Regions from separate parts of the Mus musculus genome. Here region 2 is linked to region 1. The links are chromatin loops, found by intact Hi-C in ENCODE. Cell type or tissue: gastrocnemius. All regions are shown on one strand.

What was found. Peaks named below come from ENCODE experiments on the same cell type or tissue, not always from the same donor. Only the 100,000 strongest peaks of a DNase experiment are listed, where the experiment ranks them.
Region 2: a loop joins it to region 1, with 2.4 times the contacts of the local background. A loop is called at or near these places in 2 of 42 quality-filtered maps.

The regions. Positions count from the first base shown.
Region 1 is chr8:127,384,321-127,392,320 of GRCm38, reverse strand. It overlaps Pard3 (par-3 family cell polarity regulator), which reads right to left. Exons shown (of 25, transcript NM_001309391.1): 13 at 3,623-3,811; 14 at 2,823-2,993. Among named protein-coding and RNA genes, the nearest start is that of Gm9909, 66 kb to the left of the region's middle. In gastrocnemius, no CTCF peak of the experiment used is centred here; no DNase peak of the experiment used is centred here; H3K27ac peaks cover 847 bases.
Region 2 is chr8:127,435,450-127,443,449 of GRCm38, reverse strand. All of the region lies in intron 20 of Pard3 (par-3 family cell polarity regulator), which reads right to left. Gm9909 (a long non-coding RNA gene) reads left to right here. Exons shown (of 3, transcript XR_003947491.1): 3 at 1-703. It overlaps LOC115486907 (a long non-coding RNA gene), which reads left to right and starts at 2,165. Exons shown (of 2, transcript XR_003947489.1): 1 at 2,165-2,362. In gastrocnemius, a CTCF peak has its summit at 4,684; DNase peaks (open chromatin) are centred at 2,230, 3,122, 3,783 and 4,665; H3K4me3 peaks cover 4,133 bases; H3K27ac peaks cover 3,749 bases.

The sequences.
Region 1 (8,000 bases):
AAGGTGACTAGTTCCCTTATATTTTTCTCATGAAAAATGTTGGGATTTTGTGAGACACAGACTGTGCAGGTAAGGAACAAGCTTGGGAACATATGCAGAGAAGATCAACCTGGGAAGAGTGTGAGGCTCACATACACAGGAAGGACAGGAAGTAGAGCCAGAGACTCACAGCAGATGGAAAGAGAGCAGAGGTTAGAACTCCAAAATCAAGCAAAGCAGACCAGAGGCGCTGCTCAGGAGACCCTTGCATGCTGCAGAACGACCAGAAATATAGGTTTCAAACAGCAACTAGTGCGGAGATCAGATATAAGGCTATGTTGATGTTAGGCAGACAGCCTACATAGAGAGGCTATGGAGATAGGTAAGTGCTTTTCCAGGGTTTTTTGGGTGTGAGGCAAGCACTTTGGGTAGGGGTGAGAAGGAAAGAGCTCAGTGGATAATGTCTTTGTGCAGTAAACACAAGGACTTGAGTTCAGAGTCTCAGCGCTTGTGTAAAACCAAGTCACAGCAGTACTTTCAGTAAAGTGTGGTGCTGGAGAGTAGGAGACAGGTGGAGAGAGATCCCAGGCAGATCTCAGGCAGATCCCAGGGACTTACAGGCCAGCCAGTCTAGCCAAACTGGAAAACTGTGATTCCAGAGAGACCCTGCCTCAATGAATATCATAGATAAGCAAATGCATGTGTGCTATATGCATACACCAACACCCCCACACATACACACAATATAGCACCCCAAAAATGAGGAACAGAACCGTGTTGCCAATACAGAAGCTCCTTTTCATGAATTCCTGTCTTTTCTAGGAGAACATCAAGAATAAAAAGCCTTGAACATCAAGAGACTTCGGTGAGATACTATGCTACTGTCTCAGACTGGACTCGCACACCTACAAGGAGCTCAAGAACATTACTGTAGACTGGGACCCAAACGTGACAGCAGGATGGCCTATGGGGACACCAATATTTACTGTAGCATAATTTACACAATCCTTCCACGATGACTCGGACAGAAAATGTTTTTGGAAGTGATATAAATCTCACACCAGCAAAAAGCACACGTGAGGCCTACTGGGAACCCTAACTGCACTCCTTTGGCTGCATAATTCTTTGGTCAAATACTCTCAGTACAAATAGCTTCTCCATACTTACTCAGCACCTTACACACACACACACACACAAACACACACACTTAACTATAAGCTACTGTGTCCTAAGAAACATTAAGAACCAGCCATATAGAAAATGATAACAGAGAAACACAGTCAGCTATGTGGATCATGGCTGCTCCCACACTTAAATCTTCTTCATTCACGTAAATTCAAACGTAGAAGTAAATGTGACAGGGATATTTCAGTAGGGAATCTAGACTCACATCTTTCATAGGGCAAAATGGAATAAATCAGTGCCTTTATCAAAACATTTTCAAGCTGGTGCACGTTTGCCTTACTCTTGGGGAATCAGAATCCTACAGAAACAGAATGATCTTTGTTACTCTTTATTGCAAAACTCTCCCACACTATTCCATATTCAGGGTGTGTGTGTGTGTGTGTGTGTGTGTGTGTGTGTGTGTTTATGTGAGAGTATGTGTGAGTATATATATATATATGAATGTGTGTGTTTGGGGGGGGGCGTATGCATGCATCCATGCATGTATGTATGTGTGTGTACATGCCAGCAGTTGATACCCTCTATGGCTCTGTGCTTTATTTTATCTGAGTCAGAATCTCTTATTGAACCTGGGGCTCAGAGATGCAGCCAGATGGATGGCCAGTGAGCTCCAGAACCCATGGATTCTTTTGTCTCTATGTATCTGGGATGGAAGTCCTTATGTTTGTGCAGCAGCATCTTCCCTCTCTGCTGTCTTCTTAGCCTCTGGATCGTGCTTTTTAAAAGCTATGATACTTTTGTGAATACACACTGCTGTGTTCTCAGAACCTATCAAAATTTCTAACATACAGAAGATGTTTAATACATATCTGTCCGCTGACCACTATCCTTGGGAATTGGAAACAACTCATTTCTCTAAATAACTACTTAATATAGATACGTGTGTTGTACACCATTCTGAGAACTATTCACAAGCATCTACATAACTTGGAATAAAAATACCAAACAATGATTTGACAAAACATAACCACTGTTCAAGACATCACTGAAAGGCTGAGATGCAAGTCAGTAAGAACACATGACCAGCCAGTGTAATATCTGGAATCCACCCCTTAGCACCACTAGTAGAATAAAGAGGGGCAGTCCTGTGGGCAACAAGACTCTCAGGATCAAATTTGAATTCTTCCCATTTAAAAGAATAACTAAGGCTTTCAGTTAATGTTATATTGATCCTTGTTGTAAAAATTAGCTTAATAATTATGCCTATTTCATTCTACATTTGGCAAATAAAAACAATACAAGTATGTGTTGGTTTGAATAGGAAAGGCCTTCATAGTCTCATATATGTGAAGCTTAGTCACTAGGAAGTGGCATTATTTGAAAGGATTAGAAGGATTAAGAGATCTGGCCTTGCTACAGCAAGTATGTCATAAGGCTGGGGCTATAGCTCAGTTCATAGAGCATTTGTCTAGAATAAGCCCTAGGTTTGGTCCCCTCTATTGCATAAGCAAAAATGATGGTGCATACTTGTAACTCCAGCACTGGAGAAGTGGAGCTAGAGGATCTGAAGTTTAAAGTCATCCTCCACAGAAAGTTCAGACTATGCTGGGTCACATGAGACAATGTTTGAAAACAAGATGTTCTCCTGACAAACCCGCACAATCTCATAGAGCCAAAGAGATAAATGATGGCTCTCCCAGGCATCATCCTCTGTTTACCTCGTTACATCTGCTGATCCGCCTCGCCACAATGAGCTGGATCATGCCACGCTTGTTGCCCTCGGTGGACATGGACCTCCGTAGAGTCTCCATGGCTTCCTGGTTGGCTTTGCCCAGTAGAGATTCTCCATTCACAGCTATCAGCTGGTCATTTACCCTCAGCCTTCCATCCTGTGAAGAAGGCAAGTGAGGATTGCTGAGCAGTCTGCAAGAAACTGCTTTTCTGAAAGTTTAAATTAAAACAAAAAAGGAAAGAAAAAGGGATCTGGGGGCTTTCATCTCATTGTAAGCAGCTGCTGTAGCCTCTGTCTATTTCAGCCTTTTAGACATTCCCAAGCCATTATTATAATCTGTTAACCAAATGGAATACTAATTCAAAGGACACAAAGTGATCATCATGGGCTTGCTTGCTTTCAGAAACAGCCATCAAGGTGGTTTATAAATGAGATCCATGAAGATCAAGACAACTGTAGAAAATTGTCTTCCATAAACAGCTAGGAAACTCACTCTAGGTCTAGAAGGAGCAAACGTCCTCCAAAGATGGGGAGGAAAAAGATACCTTCTCCCCAGCCCAGGACTCATGCTTTGCCTTCACACATTATTATCACTGAACTAATAAGACTACAGATGAGATAGAATGAAGAGTGAGAGTAATGAGCTCCAACCCACAAATGTTCACCTAAATAGAGGATCTATAAAGAGAGAAAATGTTACTAAAAGAACGTATCGGTCATGGGTAGGGGTAGGGCGGGTGAGAAACCTCGCCAGCAGTGGGATGAACGAAAATGACCGGCTCTTACTTTAGATGCAGCTCCACCATTGATAATGGATTTAACGAAGATCCCCAAATCTGCGTGGTTCTCTTTGGAACGGTTCCCCTTGACACTGACACCAAGCCCTGCAGATCCTGAGTCATTCAGTGGAACTTCAAAAGTCAGAAACTCCCTGGTACCATCGGGTGTGAGAACAACGTCCTCATCTTCAGCTTTCTAAAAGGGAAAAGAATTGCACAGGGTATTAAAATACTAATGCCTCTTTCTCTAGCTACTACACGAAAGATCTCTATTGACAAGTTCTCTAATGAGAATAGGCAGGTTTCCTTCCTTGATAAGATCCATGAGGATGGCACAACTGGCTTTCAAGATGCCCCCTGGGCCTGGTAGTGAGGAGCTTCAGGCCATGCTTACATCAGTGTTGTACCAAACCTGCAAGTGACTCTAAGAAACACAGGGATAACACAAAAGAGATATACAGACTCCTAAAGTCTGGGGCTAGTCTGCAAAGTCTTTGTACTATTCTGTCTTTGCTATGTAAAACAACTTTTAAAAAGCCAAGATAAGCAAATCATTTGTCTTTGCATGGAGGGTTTCCAGTCATCAGCAGTTAGTTCAATATTCACTGATACTGTGTCCATTTTATGCATAGGCAATATCAAAAACCCAATGATACAAAGCTAGCCAGGAAAGGTGTTCAGATTTAGGGCCAGTGCTGAGCTATAACCAGCAACATCTGGGAGACAAGATAGAACCGAATAACATCTGGGAAGAGATTTCCATAATCTCACAATCACACATCGTATCACTGGCGAATATCACATAAGCACCGTTGTTTAATTAATTAGCCATGTACAACTCTTTGGTTTCCTAACTGAAGACGCTCAAAGAAAGTCTTTCAAGATCCCACACAGTTAGGATATATAAACCCTTGTTCACCCCCCCCCTCCTTAAAGTAGAGGAAGAAATGAAAAATGAATCTATAACCCAATGGGAGTATGGTGTGAGGCCACATTCTATTACTAAATGCAAGTTCAGTACCCAAGAAGAAAGGGCAGGTTGCTGTCCAGGTCCTCAGCAACCTCACCAAGGTGAAACACACCATCTCGGCATCTGCCATCTCAAGTGGAAAAACAGACTTCTGCAGCATCAGCCTTAGAATACTTAGGACTCAGTGAAGCCTGCAAAGTAGTCCTCCCGTTTCCCAAATTGGAAAGACAGCTGTAGCGTCCTTTTTAGTCATTTAAAGTGGACCATCAGTTACAGTGGTGAACTGTCACCCTAGATGGACAGCTTTCAAACGACTCTCAGTTCCTCATAAAACTTGGCTATTATAGAGGATAGGAACAGGCCTTTCTTTTTTTTTGTATCCTATCCAATTTTTGAAAAAAATTCTAAGTGCCTAAATCAAGTAACAATAAAATAATTTAAAAATGAATTTGAGGCGTTTCAAATGTGTATGTGTGTGTGTGTGTATGTCTGTGTGCATACATGTTTGTGCCACTGGTGATAAAGCAGGGGCCTCATGAAAGGCAGTTTAGAAGCTCCTAGCCTACATGGCCAGCCATGCAGGAGTGCATTCTTGGAAACATTTCAAAGAATAGCTGGACAGTGAGTAAGGAGGAGTCAGTTTTCAGTGATATAAAAACTGCAACCTTTTTAGAACATGGTTAGTATGCAGTAATAACAAAAAATAAATGTTTAAAGGATAGTGTCAATATAAAGTAAATATTTACCATCTGACTGAGCTTCTCTGCTCTTTGTAACCACTTCATCTCTACAATATTCCCAGAGAATTATGGTTCAAATCAATAAAACTAATGAACTGGAGACAAACCAAGGTCAAGTAACTGTATCAAAATATTGATATATCACACATTTATTATACAGAAATATCTTTATACCCATGCAATGCTCTATAAATGCTAATTTTCACTTCATTTTTCATTTCTCTAATCTATGTGTATCAAAAACAAAACACTAGGTAATTATTCTATAAATGTCTACTGTTGCAGTCTTACTGTAAATGCAAAAATATACCATCTGGAAGCTGGGAGCATCTCAATGCAAAAGCACCGGCCTAGCAAACATGTAAAAGAAACCGTGCTCACATCAGCATCACAAACAACCGAAGTAATAATATCTCTCATGTGGGAGATTTCAGTAATCAAAAGGAAAAAAAAAAAACAGCATCTATAACTCCAAGCCACACCACTGTCCGCTTGTATTTGGAATTCAGAAACAATTAGAAGACAAATAGATTTTACTGAGAATGCTGCGTTTGAAAAGCCATGGATACAGTAGGTTCTTGGGCTTTGCTAAATTCAAGGAATCACAGCTGTGTTTTATGCACACAGGGACTCAACCATTACCAATTCTTTTCTCCAATCCAGAGGACCTTAACTGTCATTGGCGGATTTAGATCTTCAGTTTGGCTTTCTCATGTTTACTGATTCCAACATTTCCATAATGATTTTACAAAAGCTTAAAATTCTCGGTTTTGTTGGATTTTTTCCCCCTACTTGAAAAATCAAGACAAGGAGCTGAGTGAATTCATGAAGAAAAAGGCTAATCAAGGTGGGAGCGCTCCCCCACTGCCTTGCTTGGCAGTTTCACTTACTGTGAAAACCTGCAAGAGACCGTGGGGGTGGGGTGGGAGGGTCTTCTCTTATGGTTCTTGTATCAAACCTTGAGACTTTATTGTCATTAAGAACATTGAAGGGAGGCACTGTCAGCCTCATTAGCATTTCATTATTAATCCACTTGGCGCTTGAAGGAGACTGAAATTAACACCAGCTTTTAGAAATTTAGGGTTTGGGGGAAGCAGTAACTTTTAAAAGCTTGCTCTTCAAAAACCATTTTGAGATGCAACATCATAAAAATCCCCACAATGCTGACCTAGTGCAGGGAGCTCCGTGCTCAGGCAGAGTAGAAACCACTCTCTACTTCCTTGTTGTGCCCTCTGAAGCTGTGTCCCTTCGACTAAAGGGTTCTAGTTTGCACTTCGGCACAAAGGTTAACACGTTCTCCAACATGCTTCAGCTGGTTTGCTTGCTCTCTCACACACATGGGCAGTGGGTATCTACTGTGTGCATGTCTGTAGAGCATGAACGAGTTCCCATCAAACTTGACTACAGTTCTCCCCTGCATGCTTCTCCATTGGCAAATTTGCCTTTAATGTCCAGAAAACAAAGGTGTTTTGTTTTGTTTTGGCCAAGCCTATTAGAAATGGGGGTTCTGCCTAATGTGCCCTGTGAAAGCTATCGAGTTTCCCATAATCCTCAGAGAAGAATGTCCAATGAGGAAGAAAAATGACCAACAGCCTTCTTCATTCCCTACCTAGTGTTTTCTCTTCTGTTAACACTAGTCCCTGTAGCTGAGATCCTGACTGCCCAGGAGGGACTGTGGATGTACAGTGAACTTCATCACATCAATCATTCCTAAAGAAGGGGAAGCGACTATCAAATCTCTGGGTCGATGAAATGCATAAAATATAGCAAAGAAAACAAAGGGGGGAAAAGTCGTAGATACAGAGCACAGTAAGATGGGAGAAGCACATGGAGACAGCCGTGATATGTTCACAAAGCTCTTACACAGGAGTCCTGCTCCACTGAGTCCTTAGCCTGTAAACTCCTGGAGGATCCATAATCAGGGAGAGATACTTCAAATTCAAATGAGAGGGGAGGAAGCCATTCAGTAAGAAAGAATGGGTCAATAATAGGCAGTCCCCTTTTGCAAACTCCAATTGTTAAAGGCATTCTTCAGAGCTATGATATTTAACAATGTGCTGAACTGGATGGGTTTCTGCTGGGCACAGTGGTGCAAAACTAAACTTAGAGCTCAGGAGGCTGAGGCAGGAAGACCCTGAGAACAAGGGCAACCTGAACTACAGGAAGGAAGGAAGGAAGGAAGGAAGGAAGGAAGGAAGGAAGGAAGGAAGGAAGGAAGGAAGGAAGGAGAGAGATAAGGATATATGTACATACACCCAGGAATGACAGGTGAATGTATAAACAGACAGAGCAACTATAGAGGCAATTTGAGAGCCTCTAAGCTTGTGTATTGTATCTTGAGTTGACAACTGACTGTGGATATGTACAGAGATTTGTGGGGATGCTATCTGCCTTTATTACAACTGCCCCAAATAGAGACGAAAGATGAATTTTATGTTCCCTATTTGAGCCCATCTTTCTGAGATTCACTATTTAGACTGCTTATTCACTATTATTTTTGTAGTTACTGGGGGTTGAACTCAGGGTATTGTTCATTCTAAGATCTCTGTCTTTGTTCACCTCTCCCCATAAGCCAGATCCCCTTCCCCCACTTGTTTTGTTTTGTTGTTTGAGACATGGTCTTTCAAGTTTCCTAGACTTGCCGACTCCACAGTATACCATGCAGGACTTGGCAC
Region 2 (8,000 bases), 51 kb before region 1:
GAAGTGGAAGCAGGAGGGTTGAAAGTCAACATCTGATACAACATCAGCTGTGCTTCCTCCGTAGTTATTTGCTGTACATTGCCCATGTGGCTAGAAGGACAGAGATGCTTCTCAGGGAAGAAAGCCCTTTTCCTGGTTACTTGTGCTATATGGAAACAAAGCAGAATGCCGCTTACAGAAGCGTTACTTCTTACAGAACTCACACCTGCAGAACATGGGAACGGAGATGGCTTGCTGGCTAAGAGTACGCACTGCTCTTTCAGAAGACTTGAATTCAGCTCTCATGAGATCACAACTACCTTCAACCCAGCTCCAGAAGATCAGACACACTTTCTCCACTTGCCATACACCACCCCTGCCCATGCCATATGAATAAAAATAAAAGCAAAATCTTAAAAATCAGATCTAAAATAAAGAATTACACGTTTCCTCAATAAAAATTATGGCTACTTTTTGTTTTTTATTTTATTTCCTCTTGAGTCTGAATAGCAGGGACTCTGGAAATAAAAGATATTGAGATCACAGGTGAGGTCATGGTAGATGGTAGTACATTATAAAAAAACAATTTCAAGTGAATAAACTCTTAAAAGTCAACTGGAATGTAGGTCTGTTGATAAAGTGCCTGCCTGGCATGTACAAAGCCTGGTGTTTGATCCCAACCACTGCAAAAGTAAAAGGGAAAGAGAAGAAAAGGGATGGGTAGAAAGGAGGAGGGAGAAGGGAGGAGGTAGGAAGAGGGATGAGGGTGGGGGAAAGGGAGGAGGAAGGGAGGGAGGGAAAGAGAGAATAAACAAAGCTGGTGCTTTGATGACGCCCACTATTTTTGACTTAGGACCTTCTCAGTGAGGGAAATATGAAGAAAGTTTAGAGGCAGGTACTGATTTTGACTCTCACCGAACAAACCTCTGGGAAGGCTATGTATGGAAGACACTAGCTCGAAGCACATGATAAAAAGAAACTCAGTAACCTCACCATAACTCCTCTCTCTGTTCAGGTAAGACACAAACCACAGTCAGCAAGATTTACCCCTAATGTGCTGTTCCAGCAAGTTGTACCTTGGGGAATACTCTACTTAAAAATGAGCCCTTCACATCCTGAACCCTATAATTGGGCTACTGCCGCCGTTCCTGGGATAATCGGTATGAGATACCGTCTCAAAACCAAACAAACAACAAAACGAAATGAGTTAGGAATAATAGCAACAGCAGCAGTGGCCGGTGTCCACCTAACCTCTGATTAGAAACAGTGAGTGGCTTGTGATTCTGGACCATGTGTGTGGTAGAAAAGTAATACCCAGGGATTGGTGTGCAGAGCTAAACACTGAGGGCGGATTCCACCATGCACTCTACTTTCCACTATTAATGCATCTCTAGCATGACCAGGGGGCCGCAAAGGGGATGTGTATGAGCCTTTGAGAAATTTATTTGGGGTATCATGTGTGGGTTATATATACGATGGTCAGCAAACCTGAGCATACTCAGTACTAAAGAGGATGCTTAAAGCAAAGCACTCTATTCAGTTCCTAAGTCATTTTCTGAATGTAGACAAACTTGCTAGCCTAGGCTAGACCCTTCAGCATGAAGTTCCCAGGACAAAATCCAGACTACCCTTTCACGAAGTCCACTGGGGTGGAGCCCACTCATCATGAGGTCAGCACCAGGCATCAAACAGTGGTGGCCCTGCTCTAACTGCTGATGAAAGCGTATCTCACAGTTATTAAAGTCATCATGGATGCTAGGCCTAGGTTTGGGAAAAAACCCACATTCGCCAGCTCTGCATCAGAATCCGTTATCGACAGATGAGGGCGAAACGGTTTCTTTTTCTGCCTGGAGGCTTTTTGTCAGAGGGTTGGATTTTACGCACTCGAGTGACTGTGTTAATGTACAAGTGGTCTTAAGAGTACAGCTGACAGGGTGGGAAAAAAGTAGAGCTTAGATGTGTCAAGGGATAGAAGGCACCCCCTTCAGTGGCTGTCTCCTGCATGAGGCACTGAGAGATTCAGCAACAGGAACTTGGGGACAGTACTGGGTTGGGCCACACTTGGGGACAGTACCCAGTTGGGTCATACCAACTTCCTTCACTGTGGGTGAGCTTCAGCAGGGACTGCCCAGAGGAGCAGTCAAAGTTAATTTTTAACTGTAAGTGCTGACAGGCAGCTGCTCAGTGGTTTGGCTGCTCATTTGCAAGTCCACACCCCTAGGGAGGGCATGCCAAACCAAGCCTGGCCAGAGAGTGATCAACCTTCCTTCATTACAGCCAGGGCGGCTCAGTGGCAGGATTGCAGACGTGACAACTTCTACTTTGCCACCACACTCCAATCAATGTCCAGGAGCTGCTGTATTGCCCAGGGAACGCTTCACAGGTGAACGGGTGGGGATGTGTCTCTGCTGGGAGGGGCTTTCCTAGCAGGGCCAAGCCCAGGGGCTTATCGTCAGCCCTGAAGAGAACCTGGTTTGTTGGTTGGGACATGCCTGTCTCTTAGTACTCCCAGATGGAAGCAGCAGGCTCTGAAGGTCAAAGTCCTAGGTTACATAGTGGTTACATAGTAAGTTTCAAGACAGCTGGGCTATAGAAGCCCTGCCTTAGACTAACAAACAACAACAAAACGAGGACAATTTCAGTCTACTAGCACCCATGATTGTTTTCTTATAAGTAACTATATCAGAATCAACCCTCCGAGAGAGAAAGATGACATCATCTGTAATTGCAAAACAGGAAAAAGGCTTTGGAGCATGTAGTCCAGTGGTGGAGAAGGTGCCTGCCAGACTCAGGGCTATTCCAGAACTAAGCATAAAAACTACTCCCCACCCTCTGGAATTAAAAAAAAAAAAAAGTGAAATTCTTGAGGTTTAAAAGTTCACCTTGAGATGTGGTTCCCACCAGTTATGAGGATAGGGAATGGCTAAGAGTTGCCGAATAAACAGACAGTGGCTAGACACAGAACCAGGACCTCATACATGGTAGAAAAAAATGCTCCAGCACTTAGCCACCTCCCTGGACCCTAAAGGTGAGGCTTGAAGATTCCAGAGAGAACCTCAGCAGGAGACGTGCTGAGTACAGCAGCTTGTCGTGGGCGGAGCCTGAGAGGAGCAACATGCTCTTCTGCACAGTCAGCATCAGGTGGGCAGGCAGAGACAGCCAAGGTAGAATTATCCCTGGGGGAAGGAGTGCAGACAGGTTCTGAGCAGCAGGCAAGGATGACTGTATACTTGTTTCGAGAGCGAAGAACAGAAGAGGTGGAGAACGGTCTGAGGTGCAGGAAAGTGCACGTAAGGAATGGGGTAAATGGCTGGTAGCATTGTGACTGGCACCAGAGCTCTGTGGGACTATCCTGAACAGTAGGAAGAGAATGAGCAGGCTGTGCTTACCGTCAGTGTTGGTGAAGGGATTCTGTCATCACATGAAGGACAGTCACTTAGGAGAGGAGGTATGTTTGATTCAGTAACAAGAGCCTTATGCTCAGTTTTGGAGGATGGGCTGGGGAAGTGTAAGCAAACAGCAGAGTGCTTGCCTAGCGAGCAGGAAGCCTTGGGTTCTATCCCAGAAAAGGGCTGGGTGGGGGAGGAAAGAAAAGAATAACTTGGGGATAACAAAAGAGCTCGGAGGCATAGAGAGAAAACAGTGAGGAAATCAGGCAGAAACGAAACTGGTCAGGACCAAAGGGCACAAACTCCTGTAGCTCAGAGCTAGAACAGGAACACTTGCTTTGGCAGCACACACAATAGCGTTGGGGTGGATTTCACCGCAGCTGTGGCCCATGCACAGGTCCGGCAGCATGGTCCCCAAAAGAGACAAAATGGCTGGCCAGCTTGGCACCTGGCTGGATTTCAGTGTGCACCACCCCCACTTCACAGAGTGATTTGGCAAGTTAAGTCACTTATTGAGCCCCGGTGTTGTTAGTCTCTCTACCCATAAAATGCAGCTAAAAATAGCACCTTCTAGGATTATGGCGAGGATTACATGGGTTAGGGAAAATAATGTTCTCAGCAGATGTACACCAGTTTCAGCAGGCAATGGCCGCTAAATGCCAGCTGCAGCAGGCTGCCCAAGGAAAGTTCTTCCCGTAAAGAAGTCATGGCCTGCATGTGCCCTACAAAGCCAGAAACAGGACCCAGGAGCAGTGCTGTCACCAAACAGAAACGAGCAATGAGTAGAAGGAATGACAGGAGGACAGGTGTTCGCAGTCCACTCAGCCCAGCCCATCTGTTACTATGGAGACCAAGAATATGATGTCATCTTTCTCTTCCTGAGATAAGGGGGGGTCCTGTAGTGTAGGGTGACTTTGACCTTCCTATCCTTCAGCCTTCATCCCCACCCCACCCCCGCCCTCCACTCCCAGTAATAGGTCTACATGTATGCTCAATCGATACAGTGTGGGCCCACAGAGCCACATCCCTGGATCCCCTTAGTTTTCTTTTGCAAAGACAGAAAATAGTTACATAAGGAGAGATAGAGAGCCTGGGGGTGGGGAGCAGTTAATCACAATATAAATATTATAAATATTATGGAAAGAGAGGGTAAGGAGGTGTGGCTGTCATCGCCCTGTCAAACCACACCTCATTTAGGAGTGCCTGAAGATTCTGAGCTGCAGGAGTGGGTTAGGTCCCAGCTGAGTTCACACAGCGGCAGCATGTGCATTACAGGTTGCCCTGCAGGAGACTGTAACAGCTCCAGAGCACCCCCTGTTGTCAAGGCACATGTGTGCCTGCATGTGTGAATTGCCATCCAGGGAGAAAAATACCTGATGCTGACATAAGCCGCAGTGGCTGCTCACACCCTTTGAGGGTGCTTGGCTTGAGGGAAGGATCCTACCTCATTTTCTGAATCTGATGCTTTGAATCTTAGCAACACCCTCATGTGGCAACTGTAGCATTACATCATGCTTGAATCCATCACCACTGGAGCATACAGCCTAAGACCTGGGTGCTATGAATAGCCCAACATGTGGGAATGCACATGGCTTAGATACCTTCTGTGCAAGGCTGGACACAGAAGAAAACATCTATCATAACATGTAACAGACATGCAACATGTTACATAAAGTGGAAATACCCTGTAGGATATCTGCTTAGTGCCAGGACACACATGTGCAAGGCAGATGTGAACAATGGGATGCTCTTCCAAAGGTGGCACTGGCATTGCCACAAATGCATGGTTCCTTCAGACAAGAGTGTCTCGATTACCCGTCTACTGCTTACTACACTGGTCTGGGTTGCTCAATACTTGCTGCCACTGTCTAGGTTTAAAAGAAGTTGACCCGTATGAGAAAGGACAAGGGTGTAGGTTTCTAGGAAGTAGCTAGGAACACTGGCCAGAGAACGAGATACATGAAAAAGGGAATTTTGGAAAGCCAGCTAAAGGAAGGTGCTCCCAAGGCCATCATCCTGAGGTCAAGGAGTGCCAGGTGATACAGATCAGCTCAGGAATGCAGTAGGGAGTGCCATCTTGCTTAGTGTGGTTCTGATGCTAGTGACTGAATTCTGCCAGCACCTGGATCTGCAAAGTCCTGCTTAGAAGGCTACCCTTTATGGCTTAGGGTGTAAAACTCCACTTACAGTTAATGATCCAGGAACCAGGGGTATGTTTATACTGGCTTCTGGGGGAATGTTTGATGGCTGCTCTGAGGAGAGGCTGTTCAGAGGTCAGGCACTCTGAACAGTCCCAGAGAACTGGGTAGAGCTGCCCCAAAGGCTGTAGAAGAAACCGTAAGCACAAAGGTGGAAGTCGAGAAAGGAGTTATGCTCAGTTAACTTCTGTTAGAATTCCTGGGTACTGTGTACCAGTCGGCCAAGGCTTCACCCTTGTCCTTCCTCAAGGCAGGTGAAGAATCTAACATTCTCTGCCATTGTCAACTTTAACCCAAGGAAGCAGTTACTCATAGGCACCAGCCAGTGGAAAGGAGAAAAGAGACACTGTAACAAGAAGTGTGGCAGGAAGTGTCAATGTAGCTGAGTGCAGTTTGCAGTTTTAGATCCACCACCCTGTAAAGCAAAAATACCACAGATTTAACAGTGAAGCCATCTGTGTGTGTGTGTGTGTGTGTGTGTGTGTGTGTGTGTGTGTGTAGGTGGGAAGGATATTCAGGTAGGGGGTTAGAAAGATAGAAAGAAGAGGTTCTGGTGCTAGGTGATGTCAGAGAGGAAGAGGCCAGTAATAGATGGCCTTCAGGGATGTAGAAGAGGAAAGATTAGCATCACAGATCAGGTGATGCTCTGGGGTTGGGGGTGGGGAACAGGGTGATGTGGAAAGCCAGAGTGTTTGCTGATGGACTTACTACAGTTTCTAGCTTCCACCTGTAATGGGCATTGTTCAAACCAGCAAGGGTACATGCTGCAGGCATGGGCCAAAAGATCAAAAATACTCAGGCCTTCTACTTCCACTCCCCAGTCAACTCCAAAAGTTGCCCCATAGATACCTTCTTGCAGCCTCCATTTTTGACTCTAGTCATTGACAAGCTGCCTTCTGTGGCCACAGTGGGACCCACACAAGATGTGAATCCTCAGGTTAATAGACTGGGGCTAGAACAAGGTTCTACATATTCACAAGCCTACTGTTTGATATAAGGACTGCTATTAAGAGTTGTCCCAACGCTTTGGAGCTAATCAAGAGAAGAAGAGAGCCATGCAAAGGGAAGAGGCAGATATACAGCTCTGGGGGCAAACAGAGACCAGAGTCTTGCAGCCACCAGCCCATACCCAAGCATAAATGTCAAAGAGAGTACTGCCCATCCAGAGCTCAAAGCAGGTGCCTCAATTAAAGGTATAAACTTGGGAGTCCTCTCCTTAGCCTGGGAACCTGAAGGCTCTGTTCCAGATAACATCTACTCTCTATGCTACTGAAAATGAGGAAGAAAACAGAATAGAGAAGGGAAGAAAGGGGCTGGAGAGATGGCTCAGCCCTTAAAGGCGAGTCTCAAAACCAAAAATGTAAGAGAAGGGGAGAGAGGACAGGTCCTGCAGAACCCCAGCACTAGAGGACTAGATGGCACAGGATTAGGCAGTAAAGCGAACAGAGCAGACAGCAAGCCCATGGGCCCAGCATAGGCTTGGAAGAGTGAAAGCATCAGAATGGAGACTGCTGGAGAGCTTTGCAGAGCAGGACCAGAGGGAGACTTAGTGAAAGGGTTCAAGGGAAAAGGGGAATGGTTCAAAATATGGTTCATTCAGGAGGATGCCTGACATGCACAAGGCTCTGGCTCAGCTCCCAGCACCACATAAACGGGGTGTGGTGGTACACACCCATCACCCCAGCACTCAGGAGGTGCTGCAGGAAGATCAGATATTCAAGGTCACTCTTGTTGACTACACAGGAAGGAAGTTAGAGTCTAGCCTGATCTACATAAGACCGGCAGGGGCGTGTATGAAAATGGAGACAGCAAAGAGTTTGCTGTGACGAGAAGGAAAAAGAAGGCGTTGGAGGGGAGGTAGAGCTGAGGGATTCTTCTCCATGATAGAGGATGGTCGTAGGATACAGGACAGTGTGGGTAATCAGCCGGGGAAGATGCAGGGTGAAGAAGGAAACATTAGTTACAGGGCCTGGAGGAGGCCATCAAGGGCCTGAGTGGCTCCAAAACCCTCCACACCACTGAAAGCATGTGCAGGACCCCAGAACACCACAAAACTCAAGCGTGAAGGCCAAGAGCAGGTCTCACAGCTGTTCAACTACGAGGGGAAACTCAACCTTCTGTTTCTAAATAAGCAATTATTAAACATACACCAGAAGAAAGCCATAAGCTACCCAGTTATGTAGGACATCGGGGCTTCCAGACACTTCCTTAAAAGTCCCTTGAGAAGACTAAACAATTACTTTGTATATTAATCTGTGGCTTGATAGATAAAAACACATTTTGGAATAAGGTCTGCTTGATCTATCACATTAAATGTAAAAGATACAGAGCCTCCAATGGCACAGATAAAAGCGCCACACTGATGGGGAAGCTGCAGAGCCTGTCTCTAGTACATCTTTCAGCGGTGTGATAGCATTTATTTACCCTGCATTAT